2 separate regions of the Mus musculus genome follow, and region 2 is linked to region 1. Evidence: chromatin loops called from intact Hi-C (ENCODE). Cell type or tissue: heart. All regions are shown on one strand. Links, peaks and the distances in the headings refer to the core of each region. The heading gives the core; the rest is flanking DNA.

The links. Peaks named below come from ENCODE experiments on the same cell type or tissue, not always from the same donor. Only the 100,000 strongest peaks of a DNase experiment are listed, where the experiment ranks them.
Region 2: a loop joins it to region 1, with 2.1 times the contacts of the local background. A loop is called at or near these places in 4 of 42 quality-filtered maps.

What each region holds. Positions count from the first base shown.
Region 1 is chr9:69,288,437-69,303,578 of GRCm38, forward strand. The region is part of intron 2 of Rora (RAR-related orphan receptor alpha); the gene reads left to right. Gm46153 (a long non-coding RNA gene) reads right to left here. Exons shown (of 2, transcript XR_001779364.2): 2 at 11,984-12,219. Among named protein-coding and RNA genes, the nearest start is that of Gm46153, 9.6 kb to the right of the region's middle. In heart, for the core only: a CTCF peak has its summit at 8,163 (motif pointing left); a DNase peak (open chromatin) is centred at 8,175; H3K27me3 peaks cover 761 bases.
Region 2 is chr9:69,355,250-69,370,391 of GRCm38, forward strand. It overlaps Rora (RAR-related orphan receptor alpha), which reads left to right. Exons shown (of 11, transcript NM_013646.2): 4 at 6,490-6,631; 5 at 8,917-9,312. It overlaps Gm15511 (predicted gene 15511), which reads right to left and starts at 8,998. Exons shown (of 3, transcript NR_136934.1): 1 at 8,747-8,998; 2 at 4,550-4,644. In heart, for the core only: no CTCF peak of the experiment used is centred there; no DNase peak of the experiment used is centred there.

The DNA of each region.
Region 1 (15,142 bases), core at 4,573-12,572:
GTAGGTCCTGGCTTCAGATTCTTTTCCTGTCTCTTTTTTTTTTTTTTTTTTTTTTTTTTTTTTTTTTTTTTGTGTGTGTGTGTGTGTGTGGTTGTATTTCAAAAAATTCTAAAGGAAAAAAAAAACCTACTTGGGGATGAATGTGTCTGAAATCAAACATTTTTGTAAGGCCATAGCTTAACTAAAAGACAATGACGTTTTCTGACCATTCCAATCCTAGAACTGTGTAAATGTTTGGAAAACATTTCTTTTTCCTTGAAATGGGGGTTGGGAGGGGGAATGAACAGATCTGAATCTTTGTTATGGGGCTAGATGTCTGCATGTGTTCTAAATTACCGCCACAACACAGGGTCAAGGCTAGCTTGGTTCCATGGAAAGAGAAATATTAGAATCCTTCCTGTTTGATCATCAGAGGGTGGGGGCTGTCTCAGATCTGCACTAGGTAAGCAAGTTTGGCTTAGTAGATTTTTCCCCCCTTTTATGCGCAATACTGTAGGCATAGTTGCCAACGTTTTAAGTAAAGCGGAAGCCTGGTAAGTAGTCTTGAAATTCAGCATAAAGAGATTCATCTGGGAACAAAAATAAAACCATGATTTACGTAAATGCAGTAAAAAGTTTCAAACATTGGAGGGAATTAAATCTCGGTTGTAAGGTGAATGGTATGGCTACCGGTGTTGTTTGTTGTTTCTTCTGTTTAAAATGCCACGTCTTATCTTTGAGGTTAGAAAACTAGCGCCCTTTCCACTTGGAGATGGGTTTTCTGGAGAGACTTCTAGATAGGATGAGCCTGGGGACCAGTGGCTCAAATTGTCTGGCACCTGGAGCTCATTTAGCAGGCAGACATGGTTTTCCAGTCTTACATATACAGGCTGTCTTGAATGCGGGATGCTGCGGGAGTACGCAGCCCGGAACTACGACCTTGGATGCTGTGAGCTGGGTGAGTCCTGAAAGTCTTACGAGGGGGCTTGCTCCGTCCCAAAACTGGTGTCAGTTCCGGGCCTGGGGGCTGGGATGCCCTGGGACAAGAGGGAGACTGTAGCTTCCTCAGACGGAAAGCTTCTTTGGGGTTAATCATTCAGTGTTTTTGTCACTGAGAAGGGTTCTGGAACTGAGCTGAAAGAGGCATCAGGGTGCTTAGCTGAAGTGCCAGGGGGAGGGGGGTAGCGGGAGGGAGTGTGGAAAGTGGTCAGAGGCAAGGCAGAGAGCTTCCGGGCCGCCACAGGTGATCGGTTAGTAAAGAGGTGGCGAGGGACTTTGGTGCGGGCCCCTGGGAGCGCAGGGGGGCAGCACTGTGTCGGGGTGGGCCGTTCCCGGTCACCTGCCCGCGGGGGCGGAGCGCGGCGCCCAGGCGCACCCGCCTCCCGCCTCTTGCTCCCGCCCCGGGAGGAAGCGGAGGGGCGCGGTGTAAACAGAGCGGCGGCCGTGATGTCAGCCGGTCACATGGAGCCTCTTATGGCTCGGGATGGCTCTCGGCGGGCGGGCAGCTGCGGCAGCTGCTGCTGTGGCTCGGGCGGCGGCGGCAAGAGGGGGCTCCGGGGTCGGACGGTCGGCTCTCCCTGCGCTCTCCGCACCGCGGCGTAAAGGATGTATTTTGTGATCGCAGCGATGAAAGGTGAGCTCCGGGTGGCCCGCGGGGACTCGGGTGGACTGACGGCTCCGGGGGGCGGGGAGGAGGGCGCGCAGGGGGAGGGGTGGGCGCGCCTGCCGGAGCTCACGTACAGCTTGAGGGGCAGCCACTGGAACCCAACGGGGTCTCCGGGGCCACCGCAGCGTAGCCACTGGAGCTCGGAGGAGGGTTCGGCCTGCCGCGGGTCGGTGGAGCTAGACTCACGGGCCCGATCGCCCCTCCGGCGTCTTCTTAGCTGCTGTCACTCGTCTGGGTGCGCCTGACACCCAGCGGGGCTCCCCAAAGAAAGTTTGCCGAGAGTCGCAGCGCTTGGAACGCTCAGGGAGGATCTGGCAACTGGGAGGAAGCTGGGGACATCCACACTGGGTCCCCAGGGCCCGCACCCCGGGACAAGTCTGGCCTATGTGTGTGTGGGGGGGGGGGGGGAGCGGCAGCCAGGCCGAGCCCTGCATGCGAACGCTAGTGGTGTCATCCCCAGGACTGGTTAGCGTTCCAGGCCTGCCGTCCGAGCTTCGTACGGCCACCCCACCCTCTGGAGCTCCAGTGGCCAGCGGGTTAGGGAAGTGTGGAAACTCAGCGCTGCGTCCCTCGGACGCCGCCACTTCAGAAAGCGCGCGGGCCGGAGTCAGCCCAGCGCCCCGAAGGTGCCAAGACGCCCTCCGCCGCTGCCCCAGTCGCAGCGCGCTCAGGCTAGACACTTAGGTTTGTGCATGGATGTAGACAGAAGACAGGATCAGCCCACGGGATTGGAGAGGAGAAGCCGAGGTTAGACCGCGGCGAGGGCCTACGGGCACAGGTTAGCCGCGGCTAAGCCTCCGCACCCAGGGCCTCCTCCCTGGTCTGGGGAAGTAAGCTGTGGGAAGTAAAAGGAGGAAAGTGGTTTGCAGGGACGGCTGGCTTCAGGTGTCCCAAGGTGAGGCGGGAAGAAGCCAAGGCAAGTCAGGGAAGTTTGTGATGGAGACAAAGTTTGGAGGTGCGCAGGAAGTTGCTTGTGCCGCAGGGAGAAACCGAGACAGGCGCTTCGACCTTTGCAGATGGCCCTGGAAAGACTCAGCCCCATAGCTCTCTGCGCGATCGTGCGCCTGCTGGGTCCTCTCGGCGGATAATCTGCCCAAGCAGTGTGCAGGCCCGGTCGCCCGGCTTGGGGATTTAAAGCTCCATCTGTCTGTGGCACAGCGGCCGCTCCTCTCAGGGGCAACAATTGTGAGCACCCTGAAGGTCTTGCGGGGTTTTGCCCTCTAGCGCGGCGGCCCGGTGCTCGTTAAACGTTTGCTAGGTTTAGGATTATTTTGTTGTTGCAATCCAGGATGAAGGACACCCGTACCGTATCTGCGCCGGCTTTACTTTCAGATCATTGTGTTTTTTCACTAGAGATTGGGTGGCATCTTTTATTAATTATTAACAGGTCGAAGCATTCAGGACGCTAAGATGAGCTGGCTGCGTTCGATGAAATCTTTCTGTAGGATGCGCCCACGGCAAATTTAGTGCCTTTCCCCTTCCACTTGCGGGAAGTGAGGTTGAATCACTTTTATAATATGTGACTGGTATAACACAAGAGGGAAGAGCTTCCCGTGGTCTTAAGTGTGTGAAAGTATTGGGGAAGGAAAGGTGTTGAGGTTTCTTATTATGTAAAAGAAATCGTTTTCCCCTCCCCAAAAGAGAATCTTGGTAATTCTTCTTCCCATTAAACCTGTTAAGTGAAAACTGACTGCAGAAGCCGCGACGCCAGTTGTATTTCGTTCCCTCACCTACTTAAATTTAAAAACTAGAATTTGCTGTTTGGGAAGGGCGGGTGAAGGTCCTCATCCATACTGTGTACCATTGTGTTGAATGGGAGAAAGGTGAGAAGCTGAGAGAGGCTTCTTTTTAATTGCCCTTTCCTCCTGCTGAACAGTAAACCTCTCAAACATTAAGGAACTGTCCTTTGATGGTGTTATTTGAGGCTGATCTTTTTTAGTAAGTTGGCTTTTGGCTTTTGTAGGTTTAGTACCAAGTGAAGTTCTAATCAAACTCGCCTTGTGATAAAAACTGGGGGTCATCAGTATCCCCTCTCCCCTAACATACACACACACACACACACACACACACACACACACACACACACACACACGAGACTTGGGAGCTTCCTATGGCTGCTGTAAAATAAGATTCCTAGATTGGTAGTAATGTCACTGAGAAAAGGAAAAAAATGTCTAGACGTCCTTGCAGTGCAATTTTCTTTAAAACCCAAGCTTAGAGGTATGTGTATGTGTCGGGGGGGGGGGGCTTGGGGGGGGGTTGGATGAGAAATAGAATATTTCAGTCCCAGCATCTTACGTCTTTTGTCTTAATAGGATTGTCTTGCTTTGGTGCAAAATTTAGAAAAATAGTTTGTGGGAAAGCAAGGAATGCTGTAAATGTTTCCATATCAGATTTAAGGGAGGAAAAAAAAAAAACTGGCCTGGAATCGTATTAAATACTTCCCTGCTGCCTCTTGGTTTTAATAGTTAAATTGGTTCCATATGCAAGAGTTTACATAATTAGATTCTTCGTGCAAAACAGAAAGGTTCTTCTTCATAGTATAGCTTTCTGCTGCGTAGATGCCTGTGAACAGAGGAGGAGAGAAGGAGCCACTATAAAAAGAGAGGCATCCTCTTTGTTGCCCGATTTAATGATGTTTTTTTTTAAAAAAAAAAAAAACATCATTAAATCAGGCCTTTTTGAACTCACCAAAGAAGAAAATCCTTTCTCTGTGTCAGTTGTCAAATTAGTTTAGGCTTAAAGTGGTTCGATGCTTAGGAAGTAGTAACCTTGAGTTCGAGCAACTCTTCCCTGACCCTTCAGTGTGTTTTGTTTGCTTGCTTGCTTCACAACAGATTCCCACTACCATTTAGGTTGTTCCTTGGGCACAGGGAAAGAGTAGGGATGCTGTTTATTCTTGAGGCAAGGGGCACTCGGTCTGGTCATCACATGGGCCAAGTGCTGCTAGCTGGTAGCTGAGTGTTAAAAAACTTGAAGCTGGAGCAGTTGGTATTGTATGGCTCTGCAGCCTCTGTTTGTGTAAAGGGACTTAGAAGGATGAAAGCTCAGATGGGAGCCTCCATCCTGTCCTGGATCTTTCCTCCAGGTTGTCACACAGATGCCAAGGCACCTGGAGCCTTTGGAAATCCTCTTTGTATTGGACTTTGGTGTCACACCTAACTTCAACAGTCTGGACAAATTTGGCTTTTGTTTTTAACCGTGTGAAACTTGGATTCAATTCCTAGTCTCATTTTAAACATCCTTCCTGCGGTATCCCTTACCAGGCAGGGATCTGCGTCCCATTTAGGGGACCGGTGATGGATCGGACTGGTAGAAATTGAGGACTGAACGTTGAAAATCGAAAACTCAAATGGCTGCCAGTGCGGAGCCAACTGTGTGTGTGTGTGTGTGTGTGTGTGTGTGTGTGTGTGAAAGGGCACTTGCTGCCCAGTCTGAGGACCTGAGTTCTGTCCCTGGAACCACAGAGTGGAAGGAAAGAACTGACTCCCACAGGTTGGCCTCTGACCTCCCGATGTGTGCCATGGCATGCACATGTCCACATGCATAAAGACATAATAAATAAACATAGTTAAAGATAATTAAAGACAGAAGGACTGAATGTGGATGGATGTAAAGAGAGCCGTGCTGGTCTGCAGGGTGGTTTTTAGGTGCAGTTTTCATAGGCAGCCTCTCAATGCTGTTTTTTCAATTGTGTCATAATACGCTTCTGTCGGGTGTTTTGCCATCAGCCAAGCTGAGCACTCTGATGTAAGCATTAGCCAGGTAGAAAACATATCTAAGCCAACGTAGACTCTGTAATTTAAGTCCTGACTTTTCCTGGTGTTCAGTAGCCATATCTGTAAATAGATTCATAGTTCTCGAGACCCCTTTCTCCCGTTTTCCCTTCCAGCCATGGAGATCAGAACACCAATGGGCAAGGTCAGCAAACAGATCATTGCCAAACGTCTGAGAGAGCAGCCGTCAGCTTTGTAACTTACTCTGTGGCTCCTAAGATGATTATATTTAGAAAGGACCATTTATTTGGGCAAAAGTGAACTTTGTGGATGGACGGGTAGGTGGACGGATGCATTGATGAATGAGTCTTCCTAAATATTTCACCATCAATAAAGTTCCTTCATGGAATTTGTTGTCTGAGAATACTTTGTAATGACGGTGTTTGTGCAGGCCTGGGTGTAGCTTGGTTGATGGAGTGTTAGATTCATATGTTCATTTCTTCTTTCCTTAGCACCAAAAGAAATGTCAAAGATGGATTTTTTTTTTGTTTTCTACATATTTACAATGTTTATTGCAGACCAAGCAAAGCTGCTTGAGTCTGTGTGTTTCACATTTGATCGTTCAAAGCCGTAACCTTTAGACACATTACGCTATCGGCTACACTTACTTTATATTTTTCTGATTTAAAGTAAATTTTTAAACATTCCCCTGTCACATCCAGTATAAACTGATGTTTGATAATGTTTCCAGGTCCTTTGAGGAATGACAGGCAGAACTATGCCCCCATCTAGCCACTCCCCAAGAATCCTTCCCATTTGTTCTGGCCTTTGGACTGGAGGATAGAGAGGTTCAGCGCCTGAGCTCTGTGAAACCATCAGTAGTGTGGGGATGACAGGACAGGACAGGCTTTCCCCATAAGCTGTCAGAGTGCTATGCCTAGAGAAGAGGTCTAAATAAGAGCTCAGATTAGCTGATGAGAAATATGGGGTCGGGGGGAAAGGCACTTGAAATAGATTGTTTCTAGATTTTCTATTTTAAGTGAAACATTAGCCCCTGTCGGGTTTTCAGATAGGATAACTTAACCCTCTGCTCTCATGGCTGTACAACGGAAGGCCAAGTCGACTCCGGGCGGTACTTTTCTTTTCTCGGTTTCTGCTTTTATCTGAGGTTGACTAGACATTTCCCAAGCCAATAGGGGCAGGGTATCAATCTGTGTGCACTTCATGGCTCACGCATATGCCTGTTTGTGGCATCCGATGGGCCCATGCATTTGAGTTGAAGAAGATGAAGCTACACAGCTCTCGTGCCATAGCTAATTTCTTTCGGCAGATACCCCATAGAGCTGGACCAGGCAACTGAGTCCCACCATCTCCCTGTCACCCCACGAAGGAAGCTATAAAAATGCCCTGTACGTAACTTTGCCTCTAGTTAGCGTAAATGATAAGTCTGCCGTTTATATGGGGGGAAAAATAGATTCAATTATGTAATGCTTTGCTGAGCCTAATATCTTTAAATTACTCTTTAATAAAATCAATTTGGTACAAATGGGGTTATTCTTATTTGCTTCTCATAGCTCTTCATGATTTTCATTAAGCCTGCTTGGTATTAAGATCTGGGAGAGAACCAAGCTTGGCTTTCCTAAATAGCATAGAACAGCCTCGTGAAGTGCAGCTGGCCTCTGCACAGAGTCATCATTATCACAGAACTCAGTCAAATACTTGTCTGCCTGTCCCATTTATCTTTAGGCAAAGAAGGAGGTTTACACGTGTGTCTTTTTATTTTAATCCATTCCATGTGGTCGAATGCTGGTCAGCATGGTTGTGTTGCTAGTGAAGGGGCATCAGTGCATAGTGTTGAGAAGCTTGGCGTCTCTCACATCAGCAGAAATAGAAGGTTTCTTGAGGAGTCGCAGGAGCTCACTTCTTGCTGGGTTGGTACTTAACCTCTCCGGGTACCGGATGGAGGTGTGCTGTTCTTTCAGAGGCTCGGGAAGGAATGAAACTTTAAGTCACTCAGATTCTATGTCCCGTCAGCAAGTGGGTGACACGAATGTCCTGTTATGCTTGAAAACCCTCCTGTGATTGGAGAGTTCACTATTTCCAGAGGTAGCTTATTCCATGTTAAATCAGAAAGACCATCCCATATCAAGCAGACATGTCTGCTTAGTTCTCATAAGTTCCCTCTGGTTCTGAGCCCACCTTCCCATGCTGTAGGGGACACATGTGATCCTTCCAACTGAAGACTGCTATTTGAAAAGACACACACACAAACACACACACACACACACACACCTACCCATGAGCTCTGATGTCCCTCTGCCTCCCATCTCACTCAGGTTCACCGTTCAGCCACCTCACAATCTTGGTCAATTTCTTCCTCAAATGAAAAACACACTTCAGTTTGTCTGGAAACATTTGACATTTTGATGCAAAAAGTGAGGTCCAGCTGCCTAATATGATATGGCTGACTTGACTAACAAAACAAAACAAAACAAAACAACTTTGTTTCAAACATATTAAGGTACATAAAGAAGGCTCTATAACTCGACTGGGGATCAATCCTAGTGGTAATCCTTGTAATTTGTGGAAGCGGGGGCTTAAGAGTTTATGGGTACTTTATTTGACTTATGTTGATTATTTAAACTACCCAGGAAAAAAATTAAAGTCACAAAAATAATTATAGGAACATTACAAGCTCTTATAAGTTTTGGGTGTTTTTTTTTGTTTTGTTTTGTTTTGTTTTTTTGTTTTGTTTTTTCACAAAGCAGTATCACATCTGAGATGAGGCTGCCCTCTAGTGGATACTTGCTCATGACAGGCAACAGCCATGCCAGTGCCAATGAAATTCCCATCAGGCTAGTGGAAAAGGTCAAAGGTTGTGAATATTTTCTCGACAGCTGTGGGGCATTCTTCACCAATTTCAAAAGTGTAATTCATTATCTTGTGCAGTTATTAGAAATGACTTATTAGATAACGAATCTCTAATGTTTTCTTGGAAGGAAGGAAAGGTCATTTTAAAGGAACAAGTTCTATTAAAGCTTGTTCGTAGCACCCTGTTGTCTGTACTAAATCTGAGTGGCATTTGGTTCCTGAGCAGCTAAACCTGTATTGAAATCCTTGTTTTGTCTATTCTCCATCCTTGATTTTTTTTTCTTAAAAAAAAAAAAAGCCAGTGAAATCTAACATTTTTCATTTTCAAATCAAGGCGCTCTCCCCCCCCCCCTTCTCACACACACACACACACACACACAGAGGATATAAATAATTATAACCGCTGATAATCTTTTTGGCATCAGAAGAAACTGTTTAGCTCCTTGGTTTTGAAGACTCGGGTGGTTTAATTCACCCAAACTTTCAGGTTGTCTCAAAAATAAAGTATATATGATAGAGGATGATTGAGCTTGAAAGAGTTTACAGGTTAAACGACTGGAAATTGGCTAGGGTGTTGCTCACTTGGTAGAGGGCTTGCCTGACATTTAGAAGGCCCCGTGTTCAAGCTCCAGTCCTGCATAAAGCAGGCATGGTGGTGCACTCCAGTAATCCCAGCGCTCATGAGGTAGGAGCAAACTGAAGGTTATCCTAGGAAAGTTGACACAGACCAGCCTGCAAAACAAAAGACAGGGCTCAAAAGCAGACAGAAAAATGAAAATAACAACACACATAAAAGCTCTCCATGTAGAGTCAGAGAAAAGAACTCATTTGAGTAATAGTTTTAGGCTCTTTAGTGAGCTTTGAATTCGGCTTTGCCTGATGTATCAACCATGAAACAATCTTACCTCTGTGGAGGAGCCAGAGGCATCTAAATCCTGAAAATACTGATTTTCCCACTGAAATGCCTCTTGGGGGGTTGCAGGGGGACACACCACAGAGGTGTAAGAACACGAGGTACAGTGGGCTTTTTCATGGCTTGAACTTTGGGACCCGAGCTGTAATAGCAAAGACAACCAACCAAGATGAAAGATACCGCTGGGATTTTAAAGGAGTATGATTCTGGCCTTGCTGATACTCGAAAGAAGCAACTGAACTTTTCATGAAAACAAGGCAAAAACAACAACAAAAAGGGGTTGGGGGGTGCAGAGAAACTGCTGCTTTGGCCCTTTGATCTTAGAAATAAGGTCGTGGTTAAGAAGTGAGGACTTGTGGTTAGGTTGAGATCAGCTATTGAAGCAAATTGTTTTTTTTTTTTTTTTCCAAAGTGCACCACCCAGAAGTGTGATCCGCATGCTGTTTGTATTTCTTTTCTTTATATATATATTTTTTTTTGTTTTGTTTTGTCACGGATTGTTATCTTCATTTCTCACTTCTGATTTCTACAGAACACAGTGCAAACATAAATATTTCTTTCGGACGATGCTTGAGTGTTTCCTGTATGCTAGACCATTCTGGTGCCACCTATATGCTGTGATAGTCAGATTCAAGCTCTTCCTGTCAATCAGGTGTCTCGGGTGGTGAATCAGCATTTTTTTTTTTTTTCAAATACCAAGATGCTGGCAGCCACAGTTAACCAGAGAGGGCTATGCTGAGGGTTTTGGGCTTGCCAGTTTGTAGTTTCTCAGAGGTACATACCATTGGAAAACCAAGACACTTGGCGACACACAAAACTATCTGATCCCACAAAACATTGATTGGTTAAGGCCCACTCTTATATCTATGTGTGAACATGGTTTGATTTCAAGTAATCAAAGAGTTAACAATAAAATATCTTCACGAGTGATCCTAGGACTGGTTCCTGAACCTGGAGTAAAGCTCCTAACTGGAGCCTGTAACAGGCAGATTACTGAGTCCCACCTAGAGATGGCATGGTGGAGTCAGTGTTGGGTCGGGCCCCGAGGGCGGATTTAATCAGCATCCTGGGTGTTTCTGATACAGGCGGGCATCCTTGGGCCTCAATTGTTACACCCTTGTGTTCTAAGCTGTCAGCTTTGGGGTAGGCGGTGGGCTGCTCTACTCCCTCAGTGGTTCCTAGAGACCATCAGTCCTCGCCATCACATGGAAGGCATTTATCTTGTGTAGAGTTCTGTTTCTGGTGATCTGGGCCAAAGCCAATGAGTCAGTATTCACAAAAGTTCTTTTGATGGTCGTGAGGGTTAGATCAGTTTGGAAAGCCCTATTCTGGCCTCCTAACTGAGGTCTAAAGCGAAGCTCCAACAGTGAATGATCTTAGGGTAAACACAGGCTTCCTCGGGGTCCTCTGAAGAGAAATAGAGATGGGAACCCAATGTAAGGGATTTCTGTCATCACTTCAGTAACAGCCACACTTGGAATCGTTTTCTGTGGCCTTGCTAAACACTAGCATGAAGGAGGAAGTGGGTGGAATGTTACCCCCAGATCTCTTAACCCCACGTGACCTAAACAGGAGAGGGTCCTGAGGCAGTCTAGGCAGTCCAATAAGGGCGCTTATGATAATGGCAAAGCTCTCTACTCCTTTTCCTGAATGACACTGTCTGGAGTTCTGGCCTCTGTTTGCAACATTGACTCCAGACCTGTATGTGGGAACTGAATCTCCCAGAGCAGGTGGGGGAGTTGGCCACAGAGTCCAGCCAACTCTAATGGAAACAGCAATGTCTTTCCTGTGTTACCTTTTCTATCTTTTTTTTTTTAATTTAATGTTATTTTTTTCAGCAACAAAGTAAAGATTCCCTACTCCTAAGCTCTTCCTCAGCACTTCCTATGAACAAAAGGGCCTTTCTCCGGCCTAAGCATCCTCTCAGTGTGTCTGCAGTGGCCAAGCTGGGGGAGTGGGGTTAATGACCAGACATCCTACCTCCTACTCCAAATGACCAGACACCCTGTCTCTGATTCCAATAACCAGACACCCTGCCTTTTGTGTAGAGTGAGTTTTCATCTGGAAACGCCAGTAAAGTTGGACTCTGAGTGGTGTGGAGGCAGACAACACTCCAACTGACTCTGGCCCTGGGAGGTGGTTGTGCAATATACCTACCCCATTGCTTGGGGCAGCTTCAATGCTGTGGGCTACTCAGACAGTGGTGACCATGACATATGTAGTCTGTGTCCTTGGTGAGTGTATGCTGTGGTGGGTAATGTTTGAGTAAACATGCCAGCTGCCTTCATATAGGTAACTCCAGCAGCACAACCAGTCTGACAGAAGTAGGATGGCTTGGTGGATGAGCAAAAAGAGAGCTCAGTCACAGGCTTTCCCCAAACCTTGCTAAACGCCCTGCAGCAGGCCTAGAACGGATCTCAGAGGCTCTCTGGTCTCTCAGCACCCAGTATTGTCAGTATATTAGACAGGATGGAACTTTCAAGGTATACAGGCTCTTAGGGATTAGAGAGCTGGAGCTTTTAAAACTTCACACTGCTTACAGAGGACCTGAGTTTTAGTCACAGTGCTCATGCCAGGCCAATCAACCCAATCCAACACGCTCTACTGGCCTCCTGTACTCATGTGCACATACCCCCCACACACATACACACACACACACACACACACACACACACACACACACAGACATGTACTTAAAAGTCAAATTTTAAACAATATATGTGTATTTGTGTGTGCGTGTTCTATTTGAGATTCTGGTGATTTTGGTCTGATGGCCTTGGTGGATCGCATGTGCTGGTAAATTGTAAGCTGCATAGATGATTCTGATTGAGAAATCGCTTAAGTTCAACACCTTTATTTGATGCATGAGTCATCTGGGCCCCCAGTTGCCACACGGTGTTGAGGAGTGGAAAGCCCCAGCCTGCGTGTGGAGGGAAGCGGATGAAGGCATGGGCTCTAGTCTGGATCTGCTGCATGGTAACTGGCAGGTTTTCTTCGCTTGCCTTCTTGCCCTGTTTGTAAAATTAGAAGGTTGTGATTGACAGCTGCCAAGGTCTTTTCCAGAGTTCATGTTTCTATAAGAAAAAAAAATGTTTCCGTTACAGTTGAAAGGTGGGCTGGGGTCTCTCGTTCAAGATGTAGGAAAGGCACACAGAAGCCTGCTGACTTCTTTACTCCCTGTCCCCAACTATAACTGCTTAAGATACTTCAGTCGGCTAACCAGCTCCTTTTGGAAGTGAAAATTCTAAGGTAGAAAGAGGTAATTACTAATGCCAGCTATTTAAATACATTTTAAAACAAGAAGGCTTTCATTAATATTAACAAATATGCCTAAACTTAGTTCTGGCAAATTACAGCCCTGCTTTATCAAGTTCTAGCCCAAAGCCTTTTCCATTTTTGATGGTTGAGTTGAAACCTAGGAGTGGGGTATTAACTGAAAAATGAAGACCACCAAACAGCCTAAACCACTGTATTCCACCGTGATTGTATTCCCAACGGCACACTAAAGCCCCAGATCCCTAAGAGATGTAGTACACCCCCCCATTTCTCCCCAGTGATTAGCAGGCAGAAATGCTGTGCCTCCTGGGCCACCTGCTTAAAAACAAACAAACAAACAAACAAAACAACAACAGCAAACAGAACCAGAAGGAAACATGGAGATCTGTCCCTACTTCATCTGAAGCCAGAAATCCAAAAGAACTTGAGTTTTATTACAATGTTGATCGAAGGAGAAGGGTCTGTTAGACACCAGTTTCCTGTGATGTAAGTGAGGGTTGGGGTGAGGGGATGATATTTGACATTTCCAGAAGTGATTAAACAAAGTTTGGAAAGAAAAATCTGATGGGAGTCAGCACGTGAAATTAGAGTTGTATCTTCAACAGCTCCTTTAAAGACTGAGCACATTGCCTGTTTCTGGTTGGGTAGAAATTTAAAGGGAAAGCCAGGCTTCTATCCAGCAGAATCGTCTTAACAGAAGTTTCCTGTTTCCACCACTGCAGAGAAACAAAGTTGTTACAATGAGTTAAGATGGTTCAAACTTTTGGCAGCCTCTCCGCAGGCCCCTGCCGCCGCCGCCAACTCTTTTACAGTTTCTGTGTCGTTTCAAATGGTTGCTTAGGAGAAATACTGACCAAACTCCTCCTTTTGACTACTAAAATGGCTCAGAGAGTTTCTCGGGATGTTTTTATTTGCTAGAAATTTGTTTTGCAGTTAAGCTTCTCTTGTTGAGGGAGTTTGGTTACCAGCCATCTGACGATGCCTCGCCTCGGGGTGTTTACAGAAAACGTGGGTGCTGCAATTACATTGGAGCACAGCCCTCCCCCACCACAGATAGCATAGTAATCAACAGGAATGGGAAAACATGTATTTAAGGATTTGATGCTTGTAAAAAAGGGGCTGTAAAGGAACATGGTTGTTCAGATGTGAGAAGTGACTGGCGGCTCTCCTTATAGGCATGCTAGTAACAATAAAGTCTCCAAGTTCAACATCAAAGTCATCACGGTTTACTCCACCAGTGACTTGCACATCAAAGGGGAGCTTAAGACAAAGGGAGGAATGCTTTACCTCATGGCCAGATCCTTTAGGGGAGTGGGGGGTGGGGGGATGTGGCTTGCAGTTCCTCACTTCCTAAGGCAGGGCAAATGAGAACCAATTTCCCTCCTACCACTTGCCATTTACTTAGGAAAGATTCCTCACAGGAGAGATCGGATCCTCTTCCTTCAGGCAGCAAACTCGGTACCAAGGTGGGCATCTCAAACTTCACCTAATATGCCACATGAAATCCCCCACCAAATAGGACAGTTTAAACTGGGTGAGCTTGTAGTTGGTTGGTGAATTACCCTTGACAACATAATTTGGGACCTCGGTTTGCAATCTCTCTTCTCTCCTCCTCCTCCTCCTCCTCCTCCTCCTCCTCCTCCTCCTCCTCCTCCTCCTCCTCCTCCTCTCCTTCTCTCTCTCTCTCACTCTCTCATTAACCTTGTGGGTGGAGTCTTGCTGAATCAGACATGTGGTACTTAACAGGTGTGTGTATGTGTGTGTGTGTGTGTGTGTGTGAGAGAGAGAGAGAGAGAGAGAGAGAATGAAATTTAGACCTGTTAAACCAGCTCTTAATTAATCACCGGGTCTATGTCCCTGTTCCCCAACTCATGTCATGTATATTCCAAAATGCTGAGCTTAGAACAAGAGTCAGGAGCTGAAGACACACACACACACCCCTTGAATATTACATTGAAAATAAAACCAGCCATGCAAGTATTAGGGATGGTTTGAAATGATACGCTCTTTCTCTCCCCCCACCCCCTTGCCTTTGAAATGTGAGATTCTTTTATAGTTGAGCTTCAGTAATTTACTCATTTTTAAATGCTATTGAAAAATAGTAAGTAGTGCCCAGTGCAGTCATTAATAAATACAAAGCAGCCTTCTCTGGGCTCTGGGGAAACTTAATCAACACACAGTGTTACTAATTGATGCCATACTGAGCCTGCAGAAGCAACGGATCAGTAAACAGAAGTTAGAAAGCAAGAAGTTAGGGAACTGTAGGGATTATGTCGACATCAAGGGCTGGGAATTATAATAAGGCCTCTCTAGGGGGGTATTCATTTGCATGACGCTGAATTAGGACACCCGATTAAAGAATGCACCCCAAGTACTCATGGTGTGAAAGGTTTAAAGGAGGAATTGCAGGCAGGGGCCGAACTAGTCTCTTCGGGTGTTTTTGGTTTTGGTTTTATTTTGAGGGGGGATTTTAATTCATGATCGTTTGATAATTTTTTAATAACATGGTATAGTGGCTTCCTTTCTTAACAACAAAACGCTAATGAAACCAACTGCACAGATTTCTTTTTCTCTGTTTCTAGTGTGTGTGTGTGTGTGTGTGTGTGTGTGTGTGTGTGTGTGTGTGTGTGGTGTCCATACCCTACCAGTGGGTGTACATGAATCAGCTCTCCCCTTCCACTGAGGGTTCTAGGTGTCCACCCTGAGTCCACAGGGCTTCCA
Region 2 (15,142 bases), core at 2,781-10,780, 65 kb after region 1:
ACGTATAGCTCTATTTCCCTGGATTTTAAGCCAGAGCATACAACAGGTATGCAAATGGCTACTTTACATACAATTGATGAGGTGTCCTCTGCAGCACCTAGAAAGCTCAGAATATGGCTGTCACTGGAGGCCTCCTCCATCCTGCCATGCTTTCAGCAGGCAGCTGAGTTAACTCTTTTGAACAGAGAAGCCAGTGGAGGCAGTGATGATGCACTGGAGGTGGAGTCATCAGAGTAGGAGTGTGCCTGGGAGGAGCCGGCTCAGAAAAGGTCCCAAGAATGGATAGGGAGGAGATTCTGAGCTTCCAAGCAATAGCGGGGACAGAGGTCCTTAGAAAAACTAGCTTGGTCTGTGTAGGATTTTTGAAAGGAGGATTGAGTCTGGGAGAGAGATGCCTGGATGGGGGCCGTTCACTGGTTATTATGAGGGTGAAGCGCTAGGGGCTGATAGGGAGGGGACTCCAGCAACAGGTCTTAGGAGAGTGTGTACCTGGATTTGGATGAAGGAAACCAGATGCAGGTGATGAAAGCCTATGGTTTCATTATGAATTTGGATTGATAACTTCATCTCCACGTATAAGAAAGTGAGGCAAGAGACATACATTTTGGAACTCCACATCTTTGTTAATAGAGATGGGAGCACCTTTGCCAAACTGTTTGGTAAATTTCTAATTCTGGACAAATACTTCCATTTTTCTACAATATTCCCAACTGCATGGGTACAGCTAGGACACAGTCTCACATTTGGTCTACACGGGCCGACCAAATTACTTTTCGATTTAGACAGCCACCACAAATAGTAGCCATCAACTGAGCCCCAAAGTGTAGCATTTGCCGAGGTGTAAATACTCCTCAGTGAGGCTATTGCAAGCACCTCCAGAAGACTTAACCAATATTTCAGCATCTCCAACTGCTGCCATCCTTCCAATATACTTGACAGCACCTGTTATAATAATGATCTTTTTTAGTGGTGGTTAGGCTTAAAAACGGGATTGAATGAATTTCCTAACATTTAGTATTCACCTCTTGAATCCAGGTCATAGCTATCTCCTGAACACTCTGGCTCCAGTCCTAACCCAGGAAGTGGAAGAAAGTTCCACCCAAGGGCCAAACTTGAGAATATATATATGTACATATTAGGATATGGATATATGCATACATATACATATATATAAATAAAACCAAATAACCATTTTGTTTTCTCAAAAGTACCGAGCAGTGGACTCGTCATAAATGAGACTCGAAAATGTACTTTCAAGACAAAGCAGTCCAGGGATGACTCGGCAGCTAAGAGCTTGTATTCCTCTTCCAGAGTTCTGTTGCCAGCACCTGCTTCAAGTGGCTCAGAATCCTCTGTAAACTCCAGTTCTAGGGAGTCTGATGCCCTCTTCTGGCCTCTTAGACACGGCACTCAAGTGTACGGCCCACACCCAGGCACACACATGCATAATCATCTTTCTTTCTTATATTTTTGAGGTTATAGTACAATTACATCATACCCCTTTCCTCACTCCGGACCATCCCATCCATATACTGTGCCATGCACTCTTTGGTTCATTGATTAATTAGTCAATTAATTTCCATCATTTTTCATTTCAGTAATTTCAATTAATGTTCAATGATTTAATTAATTCCAATAATTTTAGTTAGTTCATCTTTCTTTTCATTAACTGTTGTTTCATACATACTCATATATATGACTAAACACAGCCCGCTCAGTCTGTACAGTGTTATTCGTGTGTACATGTTTCAGGGTTAGCAATTTGATATCGGATAAGCAGCCGGCGTGCTCTTCCCTGGGGAAAGACCTTTTCTCACAGTACTCTCTGGTTGCCTGTGACTTTTTGTGTCGCGCTGAGACCTCCCTGGCCTTCTGCTGCCCATGCTACCGTGTCTTTTTTTTTTTTAATTTATTAGGTATTTTCTTCATTTACATTTCCAATGCTATCCCAAAACTCCCCCATACCCTCCCACACACACACTCCCCTACCCACCCACTCCCACTTCTTGGCCCTAGCATTCCCCTGTACTGAGGTATATAAAGTTTGCATGTCCAATGGGCCTCTCTTTCCACTGATGGCTGACTAGGCCATCTTCTGATACATATGCAGCTAGAGACACGAGCTCTGTGGGTACTGGTTAGTTCATGTTGTTGTTCCACCTATAGGGTTGCAGACCCCTTTAGCTCCTTGTATACTTTCTCTAGCTCCTCCATTGGGGGCCCTGTGATCTATCCAATAGCTGACTGTAGCATCCACTTCTGTGTTTGCTAGGCCCCGGCATAGTCTCACAAGAGACAGCTATATCTGGGTCCTTTCAGCAAAATCTTGCTAGTGTATGCAATGGTGTCAGCGTTTGGAGGTTGATTATGGGATGGATCCCAGGTATGGCAGTCTCGAGCACATCCTAGAGAGGATTCTGAGACAGGAGTTCTTGAGGGTGAGCAGCCTGTGGCAAAGCTCTGAGGGGAATGCGTATCACAAAGCCAGCACTATGGTCCATCCTTTCATCTCAGCTCCAATGTCTTATGGGTGCCCTTGTACAGCTCATGTTTAGACAGTCATGTTGGTGAAACTATTTCACGTTGCTCAGGCTCGTGAGCTCCCGTGACTTGTATCTCTAAGGGTAAAAGACCTGTGGTGCATTGTCAAAACCTACATGGGTGATCCCATCATGTCACCTGTTAAGGGAGATAGGCCTGGTAATCTTTCCACTTCCAGCACTGAAGGGAACCTATTGGTGTTACATTTTTGAAGGGCTGCATGGCAGCATAAAGCCACTAGGTGGTGGTAGTGTGCCACAATCCAAGAATCTCCTGCCCGAGGAAGATCATGGTGACTCTTTGCTGGAGTCCACCATGACTAGAATGGAACTACTTCAAGTGTCTTGACATACCTTTTGGTACCAGCAAAATTGCACAGTGATGTAGTTAATGCCTTTCTTGCCAATCCTTGACTTGAGTGCTGGCTTTGTGATATGCATTCCCCTCAGAGCTTTGCCACAGACTGCTCACCCTCAAGAACTCATGTCTCAGAACGTGCTCCAAGCAGACAAACCCCTGATTCTCACTCAGAAGCGTCCCTGAGCTTTCCATGGTTTCTTTCTCACTTCTAATTCTCCTGTGGGCTCTAACTTGTTTTACCAGTATAAACTTCCTCAGCATTTACACTGCTCCGAAAGCTTTCTGAGGAATACTGGCAGAGGTTTTTCAAGGCGGCCAGGGGCTCAGGAGATAGCTCAGTGAAGCATTTGCCATGTAACATGAGGACCTGAGCTCAGTCCCATGTTAAAGGCCAGGTGTGCATGCCCTTATAGTCCCCATGCTGTGGAGTTAGTGGGTGGGGACAGACAGATACCTGGGCCTGCTGGTCAGCCAGCCTAACCTAATCTTGAGTCCTCAGTGTCTCTGAAAATACACAGTTCAGTTTGAATCAGGGCAGCCTCCCCAGTCTCTCCCTAGAAAGCTCCCCTGGACCCCTCGTGTAGTGAATGGGGTATTTCTTCTTGAGGATGGGACTGTATCGTCTTTGTCCAAGAGAATGGCCTTGCCCTGGTTCTCAGCTCTGCCCTCTCAAAGCTGCTGAGCCATCGTGTTCTTGATGGACTCAACTGAAGGTTAAGTGTGAGGTGAAGAGGGTGTGTCTGCTGGGTTTTGCTCTCCCAAATCCTTCCCAACTCCATAGCTAGGCAGGCAGCTTGGAAGCTAGTCACAAGCTCCAGGCTTGCTGCCCCTCCTCCAACCCTAGACACACAGAATGCTGCATTAATTTTCCTTGAGGCTTACAGCCCGATTCGCTCAGACATCTCTAATGAGAGCGACTCTGAGCCCTTGCCCTGAGTTTCATTGCCTTTCACTCCATGAATGAGCCAGATTTCGATGTGGGTGGGGTAGGTAAGGCGAACCAAAGGGGACATAATGCTTCAGGGCAGAAAGGAAGGGGGATGCTGGACTCCGAGGCTGATTTCTCCTGTGACCCCCATCCCACCTCCGCTGCAGTAGTAGAGCATGCGTTGATAAGATGCTTGTGCAGTGGCAGCCTGGGCCAGCTGAACGAATGAATCTAAAGGAAATGGTAATTTCAGAGTCAATCTGTCCTGCTACTTATAGTGGAAACAAAGGGGACAAGGGTGTTCTGGAAAGATTTCTGGAGAAATCTCTGTCCTGGCTTCCTGAAGTGCTGGAGGTGGCATTTTGAGCAAGCCACCCCATCTCGAGAGACTCCAGTCCCTTTACCCTTCACACAAATAAATAAAATTAAAAATTTAAATACCTGTGAAAGAAACGCAGAGGGTGTAGACAGTGGCTGAACCCCAAGAAAGCGATAAAAAGACAAAGACCAAAGTGACCACCCATGCAGGTGACTTCTTGGTGTGCTTTAAAATATATTTTCTAGGCTTCCTTCTAGTAAATTCTAAGAAAACTTCTCACACTCCCTTTTTGCCAGGGAACACCACACACACACAGTTTTAAATATTTTGACTGCTTTCAAAGACACCGAACTCGTTACAAAGTGGGTTAGAAGAGCCTGGCTCACATGCATTTAACTTACTTGGCTTGGTCCATGCAGACCCCAGTCATCACACAAAGCAGCAGGTGAGGACACTGATGGCAGATTTTGAGTGCCATCCACTGACCTGTAGAGAACTAATAAGAAAGCAAAGAGAAAAGGAGAAAGTTAGAGTCACAAACGGCCCCACCAGCCAAGACCAGCAATTCTTCTCTTTGGGGGGCATAGTTTTTCATAGTTTCTTTTACATCAAATATGGGGTGCTCTCTCACTCTCAGACTAGATTGCACTGGTCTTAGATCTTGAGCCAATTTTATCACTTTTTTTTATACAAACAGTATTTCTGAAACATGATTTTCAGTGGTCGCCCAACTCCATAGTGTAAGAGTGTGTACTAGAGCTCAAGTCAGTCACATTTGGGCATCTGGTGCTCTAAAGAGCATCCTCTGGATGAATCTTGAACTGCTTCTCTAGAAAAGATTCCTGGCTGACAGGACAAGCACATTTATTTCTGTCCTTAATAACTCTGATACAGCAGCCAAAGCTGCCTCTAGACAAATGTGTTGGATGAAGCATGTGGATATTTTAACATTCCTTGTGCATCCTTCCTTTACTCCCTAATGTCCCCTGGTTGGAGACATTTGTCTTTATCATTAGAGACAGCCCTGAAGATGACCATCTCTCTCTTGTACCCTCTGTGGCTCTGCTTCACATAACCCCCTACATTTCCTTAGATACCACTAGAAGAAATACACACACACACACACACACACACACACACACACACACACACACACACGGTATCCCCAGCCCTGTCACTGCCACGCATTTTGGAAGTTATAAAATATGCTTCTAAGTAGCACATGTGTTGCATGAGAAATCTATGGCGATTAGAACCAATTTTCCAGTCAGCCATCGTAGAAACATTGCACCCGTGTGAAGCTTGTGGGTTTCTCCTACAAAAATCACTAAAGAAAGGCTTGCACCTTCTAGTCCCTGACTGGAAACCAGGAGGTTCGTAAGCACACACCTCGAGGCCAGCAGCTCCCGTGTGCCTTTGCACACCCTCTCATCTCCAGCATAGCACCCAACACAGACGAGAAGCTGCTGATCACTACACTGGACCCAAGCCTAAAGGCCGTTCTTCTAAACACTGCTGATTCCCAACCGGTGAGGACTGGGAATTCGCAGTGCAACTGATCTTTAAAGTAGCCAATCCAAGTGTCATCTAACTGTTTGCACCGTTAGGTTCAGACCCGGGGAGTGAAAGATGGCCAAACGGCCAGAGGCTTGAGTGGTAAACACCACGGCACGCCCAGACATATAGATGACATCATGGGACACAACACTTGCTGCACACACATGAGAACCTAAGTTTGAATCCCCAGCATCCACATAAACACAGGCATGACATGGGCACCTGCTCACTCCAGCACTGTGGGAAACAGATGGGAGGCTCACTGGGACTTGCAACCTATTGCCAGGCACAGTAAGAGACCCCATTTTAGCAAAATAAGGCAGTGTGACACCAAGGCTCCTCCTCTAGCCTCTGCAGCACACATAGGAACATACATGTGCACACACAAACACACATGCACATACTCTTGTGTATACCACCACAAGTGCACCAAAGGAAAAGGTATTTTGGAGATACAGGTTAGAGGCAAATCCTTTGGGGTCACTGCAGCCCACACTGCTTTGTTTGGTCACCCTGATCATGTGTCTTTTACACAGGCAATTGAGTGGAAGTTTAAGGAAGTTTTGCATGTGTAAGGGATGGAGGATTAGGCTCTGGGGGTTAATTTTACTCAAGGAAAAAAAGTGACTTTAATTTCATTAATGGCCTCCTGGATGATTCTGCTCCAAGCTTAACCCTCCATTAAATATTAATGCCATTCGGCACTCGACGCTTAGTACCCAGCCTTTGGGTATCACCGCTGGAACTGACACTAACCTGTTCCGTATTTATAACTGAATCACAGGGCTTTTTCAGGAGAAGTCAGCAGAGCAATGCCACCTACTCCTGTCCTCGTCAGAAGAACTGTTTGATTGATCGGACCAGCAGAAACCGCTGCCAGCATTGTCGGCTGCAGAAATGCCTGGCCGTGGGGATGTCTCGAGATGGTGAGCCTCGCATAGCTGGCATGGGACAAATGCATGGGTCTGGGCAGACGCGCATGCAACATGGGTGCTGCTCCGTCAGGGGAGGCTCTCTCAACCCTTTCCCGGGCCCCTCTGGCAGCTTCCTACAATCCATAGCACTTCCTTTATTCGTGATCTATGGGAATCAGCCAACTAGCCGGTGAGGGTAGACACCGAAGTGTCCTGTACTCAGAATAGCTTCAGGTTGTCAACATTTCAGAAACTACAGGTATGTGTCATCTGAGGGCTTTCATGCAGGAAACCCAAGCCAGGACAAATTGGTACTTGCCTAATGCTGGTAAGTCTACTGGCATTTGGCAGGAAATAGTTCTTACGGTAACTGGGTCAAATGCCTGCCAAAGTCAAATTTTGCACCTTCCAAACGTGTGAAAATAGTGAGTGAGGCTGGGTGATAGGTGTTATTCTTCATTGAGAAGGCATGACAACTAGGGATAGGCCACTTTCCAGTTACAGAGCATCTCAAGATCCCTCCCTGAAGCAGCCACTCTTAAGTGCACGGAATAACACCAGGATTCAAGACAGTCACACGTGGAAACTGGCAGGAAATGCAGTGGGTCCAGCTTAAGGACTTTTCTGAGTATACTGACCGTCCCCAGAGATCTCCTGAGGTGTGGGGTGTCTGTCTGCCCTTCCTACCATCAGCTGTTCTTAGGGCCAACAGAGCCACCCGAGCTCATGTTCACTCGCACTACATGTCTTGAGAGCCTTTTTGCATCTTTTGTCTGCCTTCAGCATCAAACTGACAGGTAGGGTTCCTAGCTGCCTGTTACAAATGCATTTCCTTGGGCTGGTCCTTTTTTCCCCTTGCTCACTGGATATAATCGTCATTTTATTAAGACAAACGTTAAAGTGTAGCTTTAGAGTAGAAGCTTTCCTCATGGGGTTTCTAAAATAGCCTCTGCCCCACCCCAGATTAAGTATCTTCAGGGTGGCTCTTTACACACCTATGTCATAAGATAGCATAAGTTGTTGTGATTTGTTGCCCAACCCTCTCTGAGCTCTGGAAGCCCCAGAATGGCTGAGCTCCTGGCTTGTTCCCTCTGTAGAAAGGGCAGACAGCCTCCCCTGGCAAGACGACTCCACCAGCTGGTCAGTGGAGTGCTCTCGTTCCCAACTGCATTTCCATGTCCCCTGCCTTCTGCCCCTCCGTCACTCTGACAAGGCTGAAGTAAATGAGGTCGTCCCCCCAATCAGGAATCAATTTAACTATAATCAATTAGGAGAACTAAATCCCTCCAGCAAAAAGCGTTGTCTGTAGAGTGCCTAGACAAGAGGGCAGGGGGATGACACCGTCGGTGGGAGGAAACAGGTTTTCTATATCTGGATGAGTGTTTCAGGGAAAAAAAAACACCCGAGACAGTGAGTCAGGAAGCTGTTGCCATGCTTGCCCAGCCAGATCCTGAGAAGTGCCACAGACACAGACCCTCCCCCAGGGGACGTTACAGGCCTTGCCCTCCCATGTTCTCTTTACCTGAGGCTAAATGATTGTAGAGCAAAGTATCACTTTAACGATGGATCCAGCTAAGATGCCCCGGTTTGTGCCTCAGCTACTTGAGAGGCGGCGAGGATGACAGCTTGTACCTGGGACTTCAGGACCAACCTGGGCAATATGGTGAAATGTATTTTCTCCAAAAAGAAAATAAATACAGACAAGGCCACACCTGCCCACAGCTCTCATAGACATACAGTTCTGGGAACTATAGACAGCTTCACGGTGAAGCCCCAGATTCTTATGTATGGGATAGAAAGAATACTTAGTAAAAGATGAAGCTTCCGCCCCAGTATATCCCATGAATCTTTGCATCTCTGCCTGGCGGCTCAAACACTACAAAGTAAGGGGGCGGGTCTGGGCCAGGCCATGTCATATAAAGTGACCAGATTATGACACCACAGAGCTAGGTGCAACGTGCCTGTCATCCTCAGGAGGCTGAGGTAAGGTGGCCACCAGTTCAAGGCCAGTCTGGGCTACTTAGCAAGACTCTGTCTCAAAAAGAAAAATCAAAACATTATATTCTTAATGAGCCTAAGGGCACATGACCAACAAGGGAAGAAGGGTTGCCTGGGCTAGCTTGTCACCTGGGAGGGTGTGTTTGCAAGGGGGTTGGGGGCAGCTTGAGGAAGTTGTTTTTGCCGTGTGGGTGACTTGCTTTTATGCCGACTTGCTCTGAGATGTTCTGGAAACCTGAAAGCTTGAGAGAGGATAACTCTGCCTGGTTCACGGTGTGCGTTGCTTTCTCTCTTCCCAGCTGTCAAGTTTGGTCGGATGTCCAAGAAGCAGAGAGACAGCTTGTACGCCGAGGTGCAGAAGCACCGGATGCAGCAGCAGCAGCGAGACCACCAGCAGCAGCCTGGGGAGGCGGAGCCGCTGACGCCCACCTACAACATCTCAGCCAATGGGCTGACGGAACTGCATGATGACCTCAGCACCTATATGGATGGGCACACCCCCGAGGGCAGCAAGGCCGACTCAGCCGTCAGCAGCTTCTACCTGGACATCCAGCCCTCCCCAGACCAGTCGGGATTGGACATCAATGGGATCAAACCCGAACCCATATGTGACTACACACCAGCATCTGGCTTCTTCCCCTACTGTTCCTTCACCAACGGAGAGACTTCCCCAACCGTGTCCATGGCAGAACTAGGTAAGGCAGTATGCAGTGCTCCTCCTGGTTTGCTCTGGGCATTCCCTGTGAAGTGAAAGGGGTACAAGGGATTGTCTATAATGGGCAGGATTTCCCCTCCACCTTGCCCAAGCTTCAGATGCCAGCCTCCCTGTCTGATTGTTTCTCATGGGTGTCCACTGCAAATGTACTGCTCTGAACCTAGACAGGATGTATGTAAGCAACCACAGTAAGCACGGGAGAAGGCCACTTGAACTGGTTAGTCACTTAGACTCCAGGTATTCCTTTATGCCTAACGTCACACACAGACATGGAGTCCACCAGCCCAATCTAAGCCATAGGCATATATTTATATTTTAAAGTCTTTAACTTGGTTGCTAACATTTTTAAGCTTTTAATTGACACTGAACAGCTGTGTATAAATCATAAGGGACAGTGTGCCTTTTCAGTACATGTAAACATGCTGTAATAATCAGCTAGGGGCATGTCGCATATCTGTCATGTTGAACACTTAAAATTGATTCACAGGGAGCATTCAGAATCCTCCTTTCCAGCATTTTCAAAGGGATGGCCATATTACCATTATCTGAGCCACCCTACCATGGAGCCACACATGACAGTGTTCCTCTTCTGATCCCAACTGTACCACGGACCTGCTGCACATTCTCTCAGTCCTGGTCCTACCCTGATAAACTTGAACATTTATGAGAAAAATCAGCTTATCGGTTCTTTGTGGGGAGTTTGATTTTTTTTTTCATTACATTGGGCCAATATTTGTGAACACCAGTAACCAGCTGGTACCCTTGGGGGATGACACATCTGGCGGGCCCTCAGGTAACCAAGCTTCGCTGCACTGGTGTGAATTGTAAATGCCTGTGGTGACTTAAGTCTGAACTTGCCAGAATGCTTTAAAGATGACCATTGGTGGCAAAACTGGTAAGATTTCATACAGGGCTCGCTTTGCCAAAAGGAAAACAAGAAAAATAGGAAATCAAAACAAAACACCGCAGAGACACAAACAATTCTGTTTTCCTATTGTCAGGGCATAGCTGTTTCTGGGGAGACGATGGCCCAGAAACACTGATGACACAGACAATGGAAATGTTCCCTTCACGTGCGTTATGCTAACACCCTCTCTATATTTAATCAATTTTTTAAATATGGCACTATTATTAGAAAACCTTTGATAAGAGCCTTTACAGTTTTCAAATGATCTGCTATTCCCAGTGATTCTATACATGGGCTTATTAAACTCCTTTGGGATATTTCAATTAGCTGCCGCAGAGACCCGGGGTGGCAGAGACCCAGCGGGTTCTGACTTGAACACAGAAACCCTCAGTACAGCCATAAAGGCTGAGTTCCTTAGACGGCACCTCCACCTCTGTACCCCGTAAAACATCTTTTTTTTTTAAGTGAAAATTTCCAGTCCAAAAATCTCCAAATAGAACAAATTGAACGTTCTTCACGGTTTTTACACAACATCTCTTTATGGATCTAAATTTAAATCCTCGAGAGCCGGGGCATTTTAAGCCTGCTCTTTAACCACCGCACAGCACTAAAGGTGCACTGCCGCTCTTTTGATTAGCAGAGAAACCTCTGAACTAGAAGCCATGCTGAGCAGAGGTGGGTTTCATTTTTTTCCCCCCGAACTAGAACAAACCCCCCCCCTTTTTTTTTTTTTGCCATGGGATCTTGGTTAGCTGAACCTGAAGCAGAACCGTAATGAAAATTAAATTTTCAAAAATGAATAAGGGTTTGATTGAAAGCTGACTCGTTCCCACGTAAAGTGACCTGACTCACCCCAGGCCTGCTGCCTCTCCTCCGTAGCGACCGTGAGCCTGCCTGCTTGCCTGCCAGCTAGTCGGGGCTGAAACAGATCCACAGAATGGAGTCAAAGCCTTACCCCAGCACATGGTATTTTGGCTAACAGTGCACAAATCCATGACTAGGGCTATAAAGGACCGAGCTGGTGCCCTCGAGTCTGTAGACGCACCTGTACTAGTCACCTCCCACTGAGTCTGGGAGCCATGGGTTATAGCATTTTCCGGGATGAAGTGACTCAAATAGAACCAAGCTGAAAACTAAATTAGAATTCTTCTGAAAAGGGGTATATTTCTATCACATTTGTGTGTCAGGGTGGCTCAAAGGAGCTGAAGATGGCATAAAATGGCCTAAGACTGGCTGAACCTTCTTCAAAGCTGCCTTCTATTCTGTGAAATTTTCACACAGCCTATGTCCTGTGGTCCCTTCACACACACACACACACACACACTCTCTCTCTCTCTCTCTCTCTCTCTCTCTGTTAGTTAGTTGCCCCCTTCCCAGTCCACCCCTCCCACAGTCCCTCCCCTTCTCCTCTGAGAGGGTGTGGCCCCTCTGGGCATCCTGATCTTCTTGGAAGCTAAACTTTGTCATCAGAATTTAAGCAAGTGAAATTGCACAATAGGAGAGTAAGCTGTGCATGAACGTATCCTGGGTCCAGTCCCATCTTTCAACAATTATACCCACAGAATGTTGAGCAGCACAGGCCTTCATCCTCGACTAGGAAGTCTTGCCCTTGGCATTCTATTAGTGCCTGAACCATGCATTCCAGATAAACAACCAAGGCTTGTTTTATAAAAAGTGCTAATCTGGGTTTGTTAGCTAGTGCCTTGTGCAAGAGATGGCAGATGAATCAGGTGCCATGAGACAAGAAGCCGGCTTATGTGGGTTGTGGTCCCTCCCAGCTTTGCAGTTGGTTGCACAACTCACTGAGCCATACAGCCCACGAGCTGTAACTATCCCTCTTGTGCATCCATTTGTCTATAAAGGTTTGCCCAAACTCTGAAACCAGATGATATCTGCGTCAGAGGAAGCTCTGCCTCTGGAGACCTGCAACACTATTATTGTCTCAGGAGCCTAGCTAAAGAAATGGGGAACTGTCACCGTCTTTCCTCTTCTGAATATATATATTCCACCACACGGCAACTGCTGTGCCAATGTTAATTATTGATGCTATCTATAAAAATGAGGTGTATTTAGCCTAGATGATACCAAAAGTTCTGTCCTACCCTGAGGTCTGAGAGAAAAATCTTAGAAACATCTGAAAGGTTTAAAGATTGTAACACACACACAGCATAATTGAAGTGAAAAATTGAGATTTTCTTGCATTGAAGCTGCATCCATAGCTACCCATGGTCACGTGCTGTCCAAGGACAGCAGGTGGAACACACCTGGGTACTGTGACAGCACCAAAACTGTCAGGACTGAGAAGGGAGACAAACTCACAGTGTTGCAAAGCAAGAAAAATAACTGAGCGGCGGAGCTTTGCCCAGAAAGCTTGTGTCCTAACTCCTAGGTTTTAGGACTCCATGGTCTCCACCCAGCCTGAGAGCCACACTGACTTCTGAGATTTTATGCGATCTGGTTATACTCTCCCTTGATGAAAGGGACATTCGGAAATAGTGAAGGGTCTTAAAAATATGAGCCTTGCCGGGCTGTGGTGGTGCATGCCTTTAATCCCAGCACTTGGGAGGCAGAAGCAGGTGGATTTCTGAGTTCGAGGCGAGCCCGGTCTACAAAGTGAGTTCCAGGACAGCCAGGGCTACACAGAGAAACCCTGTCTCAAAGAAACAAACAAACAAAACCACCAACAACAACAACAAAAATTAGCCTTGCCAGATCTATTATAGACTGGAATCAGAAACACTGCCTGAGCAGTTGGTCGGTCACCATGTAGCTGCTGCCCCCTGCTGACCCACTCTATGCACTGCATCTGTCACTGTCTCTTCCTATTGGCTGTGGGAAAGCCCCACATAGGTCCAGGTGTCCAGGAACCATTTCTGCAGTGCTCGGAATCAAACCTAGGGTCTTGAGCGCGGCAAACAAGCACTCCGCCTCTAAGCAATATCCTCAGCCCTGAATAAAATTTGAGACAGAGCTTCACTCAGTACCCCTGAAACTCACTAGGTCATTTAGGCTGGTCTTTAACTCATGGAAATCCTCCTGTCTCTGCCTCCCATGCACTGAGATTACAGGCATGTAGCACCATACTTGGCACCCAGTAACCTTTGTCAGGATCAATTGAAATAAGATGTTGACCATAACTGGGAAAGAGATAATGATGAGCGAGCGGAGTATGAGCCCCATAGCACCTCCTGGGCCTCGTTTTTCTAAATCTACAAATCTTGGTTTATAGTCTAGACACTGTCCTCCCTAGCCAGAGCTCTTTATCTAAGCGTTAATTTTCTGCTTTCTAACACCCATTCTTTTTATCTTAATGAGCAGGCTTCTCTGCTTCTCCTCTGGTCTGTCTCCTTGAAGTGCTTTCTTCTGTTTACATTTGATTTCTTTGGCTTTTTAAATACTATTTATCCAGGCTGTTCTGTTACCTGTGTGCTGCCAGGCAGAGCTGTTAGGGTTTATTATGCTTCTGTGTCTCCAAGGAGACTCCAGTTTCAGATTGCCTTTAGGTGAGCTTGCTGTTTTCACACAGAAACATGTCTCCTTCTGTCTGGCGGAAGCTGGAACATGTTTATAAACAAGCGGGCTCTGTGGTACTGTCCGCCAGCCTTACTTTCTATGCCATCCTAAGTGGCTTGCCTGCCACGGACTCAACCCTGAGAACATGAGCACTTTTCGGTGTGATCCGTTGTTTGTAAACTCCCATCAACTATTTCCATTACATTTTTTTTGGAGACAGGATCTTTGCTATGTAGGCATTCGAGCCTAGAATGTTCTATATAGATCAGGCTAGCCTCAAGTACATGTCCATCCTCCTATGCCTAACCCAATTCAAGTTACAGACATGTACTATCACGTCCAGCTTTTAAAATATTCTTTTAAAATATTCCTTCTGTTCCCTGACACTAATGTCCTGCTTCACACGAAAACTCAATCTACATTTTATCAGCTACCCACCGGACCCTCCTACCCCAGGCTTTCTAGGTCCCAAGCACAAAGCTGCCTGTCCTCTGTCCCCAGTCCCCAGATGCAATCTTCAATACGTCGGCTTTCCCGCCAGGATTCTGCTTAGTCCTATTATTATATCATATTCTGGCTCAATCCTAAACATCCGAGATCCTTCAGGAGGTGGGCTCCTAGCTAGCTATGTCTGCTTTAACCCTGTTACACCATCGAATCTGTCTGCCCCTTACAAGTGTCATATGTGTTCTTTCATCCACGGTCCCTTCTATATAGCACTGACCCCTCCCTCCTGCCAACCCTTCCCATCCCTTGGTATCCCTCCTTTACTCAGAAGCATTCTCCAATTCTATCCAGCCAATCCTGATCTCTCCTCTCCTGACCATGATAGCCACTGTCTTTATCTTGTGATGTGCCTCACATCCTACTTTCTGATATTTTAAATTATCTTTTCTGTCTGTCCACACATGTCCACAGGTGATCAACTCTAGAGACGTCTTTGGCATATATTTAGTATCACCAAAGCCCTAATACACAGTCTAACAATTATACAGCATCGGTATGTGACACTCCCTGTTCCAAGTGTGAGTCCTTGGATACTCACAGCTGTCCTATGAACAAGTGCCATTTTCTTTGTTTTGCCAAAGAGGAAAGCAAAGTACAGAAAGGTTAACAACTTTCCAAGGTCATATATCTCAGAAACAGCAAGGCAGAGACATACTCCCAGGCAGTCTCAGTCCAGGGTCAGTCTGTCTCTCTCTCTCTCTCTCTCTCTCTGCCAAACTAGTACAAAATCTGTTCATGCCTCAGCAATGTGTGTCCTGATGTTTGCTAGCAAAGCAAAGGTAATAGCTAGTTGTCATCATTAAAGGATGGCATCTTTCCAGCTGGGGAGAGGTTCCAATCAAAAAGGTGCTTGCCATTACAACATGAAGACCTCAGTTTGGTC